Linked DNA regions of Homo sapiens: region 2 is linked to region 1. A link is an interaction called in ENCODE POLR2A ChIA-PET data of the cell type or tissue named here. Cell type or tissue: CD4-positive, alpha-beta T cell. All regions are shown on one strand. Links, peaks and the distances in the headings refer to the core of each region. The heading gives the core; the rest is flanking DNA. Region 1 overlaps SCML4 (Scm polycomb group protein like 4). Region 2 has its middle 19 kb from the start of SCML4.

Region 1 (2,913 bases), core at 320-2,819:
GCAGAAGAAACAAGTTCTGGGTTTTGAAAAGTAGTTGTTTGTCCCCAATAAAAGGTAATAATAATACTAATAGCAATCATAATCATACAAAATATTTATTGAATACTTTTACGTTTGAGGCTCCGGGTGGAAGCATTTTGTGTGTATTTCTTATTTGATCCTTGATAGTTTGAGAGTGAGAGGAAAGAAGTGTAGAAAAACTGCAGGACTTAGGCATGAATGAACCAAGCCCACAGGAGGCAGCAGCCCTCCGCTCCTCAGCCATCGCCTTGTATTATTGTTCAGAATAGCAATTATGCTTCTCAAGTCAAAAAAGAGAAAACGATGTTCTGTCTGCTCTGTTTAATGAGTTAAGAAAGGTGTGGCATGTTCTAGAAAGGCTATCATCCTTGAAATGTTAAAAACAAAATAGTTAAAATGACTTAAAATGTTGGTAATTGTGTCATTCGGGATACAAATTCAGCTGCTGTAACAAGGGCTAAATAACAGTGACTTTAAAGAAGAAAGAAGCTAATTTCTTTCTCATGTTAAAGTGTGGGAAGGCTGGTATGATGGCTCCATGGGGTGGGGACCCAGGCTGTTCCTGTATTGTTGCTTGTCACCTAGGCTGGAGTGCAGTGGCACCCTCACAGCTCACTGTAGCCTTGACTTCCCAGGTCAAGCAATTGAGTTGTGGGGAATACAGATGCACGTCACCATGCCTGGCTACTTTTTTACTTTTTTTTTTTTTTTTTTGTACAGATGAAGTCTCACCGAGTTCCCCAGGCTGGTCTTGAATGCCTGAGCTCGAGAGATCCTCTCGCCTCAGCCTCCCAAAGCGCTGGGGTTACAGGCATGAGCCACCGGGCCCAGCCAGTTCTGCCATTGTTAACACACAGTTTCTACCTCCTGGTCTGACGTGGCTGCTCCAGGTCCCACTGTCCCACTGTTTTAGACAACAGAATGGGAACACAGAGCTAGCAGAGGGCACGCCTGTCTCCTTGAAGGGCTCAATTCTCGAAGTCACACATCCATTACAATTTGCATTCCTCAGGCCAGCAGTTAGTCACTCAGCCACCCGTAGCTACAAGGGAAGCTAGGAAACGCAGTGCTGGTTACCGAGTGATCAGCTAAAATTTAGGAAGTCCACTATTAAAGGGAGAAAGGAGAATGGATATTTGGGAACAGCTAGCAGCTTCTGTTGAGTACCTAAAGGACAGGCTTCTGTTAACTGGAAAATTCGCTTGCTGAAGTAATTTTCTAATTAATATGGGTAAATGCAATGTTTTGTAATCCTTCAGTACGTTGGATTGTTTTGTTCTCTCTTCCTTTTTCTTTTTCTGAAAAAATAGGTGTTCTTTGCCCTGTGTAACAAGAGAGTCAAGTTCACAAAAATCTCAAGCAAGAGAACTTAAGTAGAAACTTGAGTATTCAAACTTAAGTAGAAAGGGTTTTCGTTTGTTTGTCTCAACATTTGTTTAAAGCCTCTTTCTAAATGTGTTTTCATTAGAACTGTTGAATTGGCATCACGGGTTCTGTGGCAGTCCAGATGTTGTATTGCTTGGAGTTGTATTACAGACATTAAAGATAGCTTAATAGGCCGGGTGTGGTGGCTCAAGTCTGTAATCCCAGCACTTTGGGAGGCCGAGGTGGATGGATCACGAGGTCAGGAGATCGAGACCACCCTGGACAACATGGTGAAACCCCGTCTGTACTAAAAATACAAAAACTAGCTGGGCATGGTGGCGCGTGTCAGTAATCCCAGCTATTCATGTCAGGAGAGGCTGAGGCAGGAGAATTGCTTGAACCAGGGAGTCGGAGGTTGCAGTGAGCCGAGATCATGCCACTGCGCTCCAGCCTAGTGACAGGGCGAGATTCTGTCTCAAAAAAAAAAAAAAAAAAAATAGCTTAATAGTACAGATGGGAAGAGTGGCTACCTAATACCCTTCCTGTGTCTCTTTCCAGGGTCCCTCTCTTGCTGATGGTAGGTATGGATTGCTACCTGTGGTCTGTGGGGGAAATTATGACACAGTCACAAGGCAGGGGCCATTTCCTCGGGTTGAACATTGAGCAGCACCTAGGGTAGGGACTGTATCCCCTGAGTCTTCTGTTGCCTACCCCCCAGTGCCCATGCACCCAGGGCTGGAACAGGGGTCAGGGGTGAGGCTCAGAGGTGGATCTGAGGCAGTGGTAGGCTGGTAAATGTTTTACAGCTGGCATTCTGAGCATAGCTCTGACATGAATGTTAGTTGTTATTTTCACTCATGTTAAAGAGTAAAATGAGCGTAAACAATGAGGTCTTATGTCAGAGCTTTCCTTGTTTGTCAAGACTGAGAATGACTTCCTTGCTAAATTCGATAATAGTTTTGTTTTTTATCTGGACAGGGTTTTATTATACTATGTTGCCCAGGCTGGAGTGCAGTGGTTATTCAGGAGCGAGATCATAGCTCACTGCAGCCTTGAACCCTTTTTTTTTTTTTTTTTGAGACGGAGTCTCACATTATTGCCCAGGCTGGACTGTAGTGGCGCAATTTCGGCTCACTGCAACCTCCGCCTCCCAGGTTCAAGCAATTCTTCTGCCTCAGCCTCCTGAGTAGCTGGGATTACAGGTGTGCACCACCACGCCCGGCTAATTTTTGTATTTTTAGTAGAGACGGGATTTCACCATGTTGACCAGCCTGGTCTTGAACTCCTGACCTCAGGTGATCCGCCCACCTGGGCCTCCCAAAGTGCTAGGATTACAGGTGTGAGGACTGCACCCGGCCAACCTTGACCTCTTGGCCTCAAGCAGTCCTTCTGCCTCAGCCTCCCAAACAGCTGGGACTACAGGCATGTGCCACCATGCCTGGATTGGATAATAGTTTTTGAAGACAAAAAAGAATTTAAGTATTTTGTGCTATTCACATTGTAACAGCTATAGACATGACATGCTTT
Region 2 (2,913 bases), core at 207-2,706, 76 kb before region 1:
GCCTGCCTCAGCCTCCCAAAATGCTGGGGTTACAGGTGTGAGCCACCATGCCAGGCCTTTTTTTTTTTTTTTTTTAATATACATATTTAAAATTAAACATTTTGTTGTTGTTGTTGAGTCGTAGTCTTACTATATTGCCTAGGCTGGTCTCCAGCTCCTGGCCTCAAGCAATCCTCTCAGCTTGGCCTCCCAAAGTGTTGGGATTACAGGTGTGAGCCACCATGCCCAGCCAGGGATATGATTTCTTAGTCTCCCTAAAATATATAATGAGTGTTAGAGGTACAGAATTTGATATGAGGACAAATGAGGTGGAGAATTGACTGCAGTGAGGGAAAGCTGTACCCCTTCCCCACTGGGACTATAGGCTCACTGTGACCTCGAACTCTTGGCCTCAAGTGATCCTCCTGCCTCAGCCTCCCAAGTAGCTGGGACTACAGGCCTGTGCTACCACGTTCAGCAAATTTTAAAAATATTATGTAGAGACAGGATCTCATTCTGTTGCCTAGGCTGATCTCCAACTCCTGGCCTCAAGTGATCCTCCAGCCTCGGCCTTCCAGCGTGTTGGGATTACAGGCATAAGTCACTGTGCCCAGTGGCAGATGATTTGAATCATTGACTTCTTGATACATTGTGAGCTCATTAGTAATTTTTTCTTAATACATTTAAGGTAAAAAGAGATTGTGATAGAAGACCATTCTACTTCTGTACTTGAGGACCAGCGCCCTTTTTTCTGCCTTCCGTCCTTGGCACTCTCCCTCCACAACAAATATCCCATCGAGTTTTCTTGCTGTCAGACTCATCGTCTCCCTTTCTCTTCCTTACACAAATTCATGTCTGTTTCCCATCATTTAATAGCTTTGTTGCATGGTTTACATTTTATTTTTAAATTCTCCTCTGTCTAGCATCTAGCTTTTCTTTTGCAAGCACATACTCATTTTGTTCTGTCTTTTCATACTGTATCCTTGATGATTTCTCCCACCCAATCTGCCATCATTATTTTTCTCTTTGCCTTTAAACTTTAAAAACATTTCCCCATTGTTTTTGCTTTGTTTTGCTTCTCTCTCTCTCTCTCTCTCTCTTCCTCTCAGTGGTGGAGAAAGCACAGTGCATTTTCCCAAAGCTGGCTAACAGTACATTGCCAGCAGCACTGGCCAACCTTCCCATCTCTTTATTAGGGTCTCCCTAATTCTGTGAACACCAGTGTGTGGCAAAGTCCCTGCCTACACCCTCTAACTGGTTTCTGGAAGTTTGGGTGGGTTATCCCTGCCTGGAAACATGTTCAATCTCCTTCTCCCGCAAAGTTGAATGTGTCTCTGGGGGCAGTGCTCTTCTACAATCCCAACTCTGCAGGGCCTGTGGGCGATGACAGCACAAATGTTACCGGCAGGGCCAGTGGGCAGAGCAGGCAGGTTGATGAAGATGTGGGTGGGTGACGGAAGTGTACTTGTGTGTGTGTGGGAGTTGTTTTCCTGGGTGATTTTGAATAAGCCACTTCCCTGTGCTTTGGAATTCCTGGTGGTCAAAGGGTACTTTACTGAAAGTTTTCAGATTGGTGCAAAATAGGTTGCTCTAAGTTTGGTGAAGCCAATTCTAGATTTGTTTTTAAATTTCAGGTTGGTGACCTTTAAAGGGGCAGTGGAACAATGTTTCTGATCACTCTTTGGGAGTCTCCTGCCTTTCCCAAAAAATATAATATGCCTTTTTTCCCTGGCTGTCTTTGGGATTTCCTGTCTTCTATTTTCAGCAGTTTGAAAATGATATACCTAGGTGTGACATTTTTGATCAATCGTTTGTTTGTTTTTGTGTTTCGCTTGATGTTTCTGAGCTTCTTAGATCTGTGGTTTGGTATCTGTCATGAATTTTGGAAGAAATCTTGGCCATTCGTTCTCCCAATATTTCTTCTCAATCTCTCTTCTCCTTTTGGTATTTTGATTGCATGCATATTAGGCGATTTGATATTGTCTCACATGAAATATAAAAATATATATTTATTATAAGTAGAAGAATGAAAAATAAACACCATGTAAGCATTAACCACAAGAAAGCCTGAGCAGCTTATAATATTAATATCTGACAAAGTACACTTCAGAATAAGAAATATTATCAGGAATAGTAATGTTACATAATAAGAAAACGGTCAACTCTCCAAGAAGACATAACAAGTGTGTACATACCTAACATCAGTGCTTAAAAAAACATGAAGCAAAAACTGCTAGAACAGAAAAGAGAAAGACAAATTCACATTTACAGATGGAAATTCCAACATTCTTCTCTCAATGGTTGAAAGAAAGAGTAGACAGAAAATCACAAAAGACCAGGCCGGGTGCAGTGGCTCATGCCTGTAATCCCAGGACTTTGGGAGGCCGACCTGGGCAGATCACTTGAGATCAGGAGTTTGAGACCTGCCTAGGCCAGCATGGCAAAACCCCATCTCAAAATAGAAAAATTAGCTGGGCGTGGTGGTACACACCTATAATCCCAGCTACTTGGGAAGCTGAGGCAGGAGAATGGCTTGAACCTGGTAGGTGGAGGTTGTAGTGAGCCAAGATCGCGCCACTGCACTCTGGATAACATCAACCAACTTGACCTAATTGACATTTATACAATACTCTACTCAGCAACAGAATACATAATTTTTTATCTTCTACATAGACTTTTCAACAAGGTCAAACATATTTTGAACCATAAAGAAAATCTTAAAACACTTTAAAAACTGGAAATTTCACAAAGTATGTGCTTGGCGCATAATGGAATTAAGCTAGAAATCAGTAAGTAAGATATTTGGAAAATTCCCAAATATTTGGAAATTAAACAACACACTTCCATATAATCCATGGGCCAAAAGGAAAGCCTCAAGACAAATGAAAAAAATACTGTGAACAAAATAAAAACAAATTATATCTAATTTGTGAA

The links. ChIA-PET counts read pairs that join two places held together with the same protein. Peaks named below come from ENCODE experiments on the same cell type or tissue, not always from the same donor. Only the 100,000 strongest peaks of a DNase experiment are listed, where the experiment ranks them.
Region 2: POLR2A ChIA-PET joins it to region 1 with 10 read pairs; 5 of 35 experiments call an interaction of 5 or more read pairs at or near these places.

The regions. Positions count from the first base shown.
Region 1 is chr6:107,765,920-107,768,832 of GRCh38, reverse strand. The region is part of intron 2 of SCML4 (Scm polycomb group protein like 4); the gene reads left to right. Among named protein-coding and RNA genes, the nearest start is that of SCML4, 57 kb to the left of the region's middle. In CD4-positive, alpha-beta T cell, for the core only: no CTCF peak of the experiment used is centred there; no DNase peak of the experiment used is centred there.
Region 2 is chr6:107,842,098-107,845,010 of GRCh38, reverse strand. It overlaps a transcript of SCML4 not described here. Among named protein-coding and RNA genes, the nearest start is that of SCML4, 19 kb to the right of the region's middle. In CD4-positive, alpha-beta T cell, for the core only: no CTCF peak of the experiment used is centred there; a DNase peak (open chromatin) is centred at 1,410.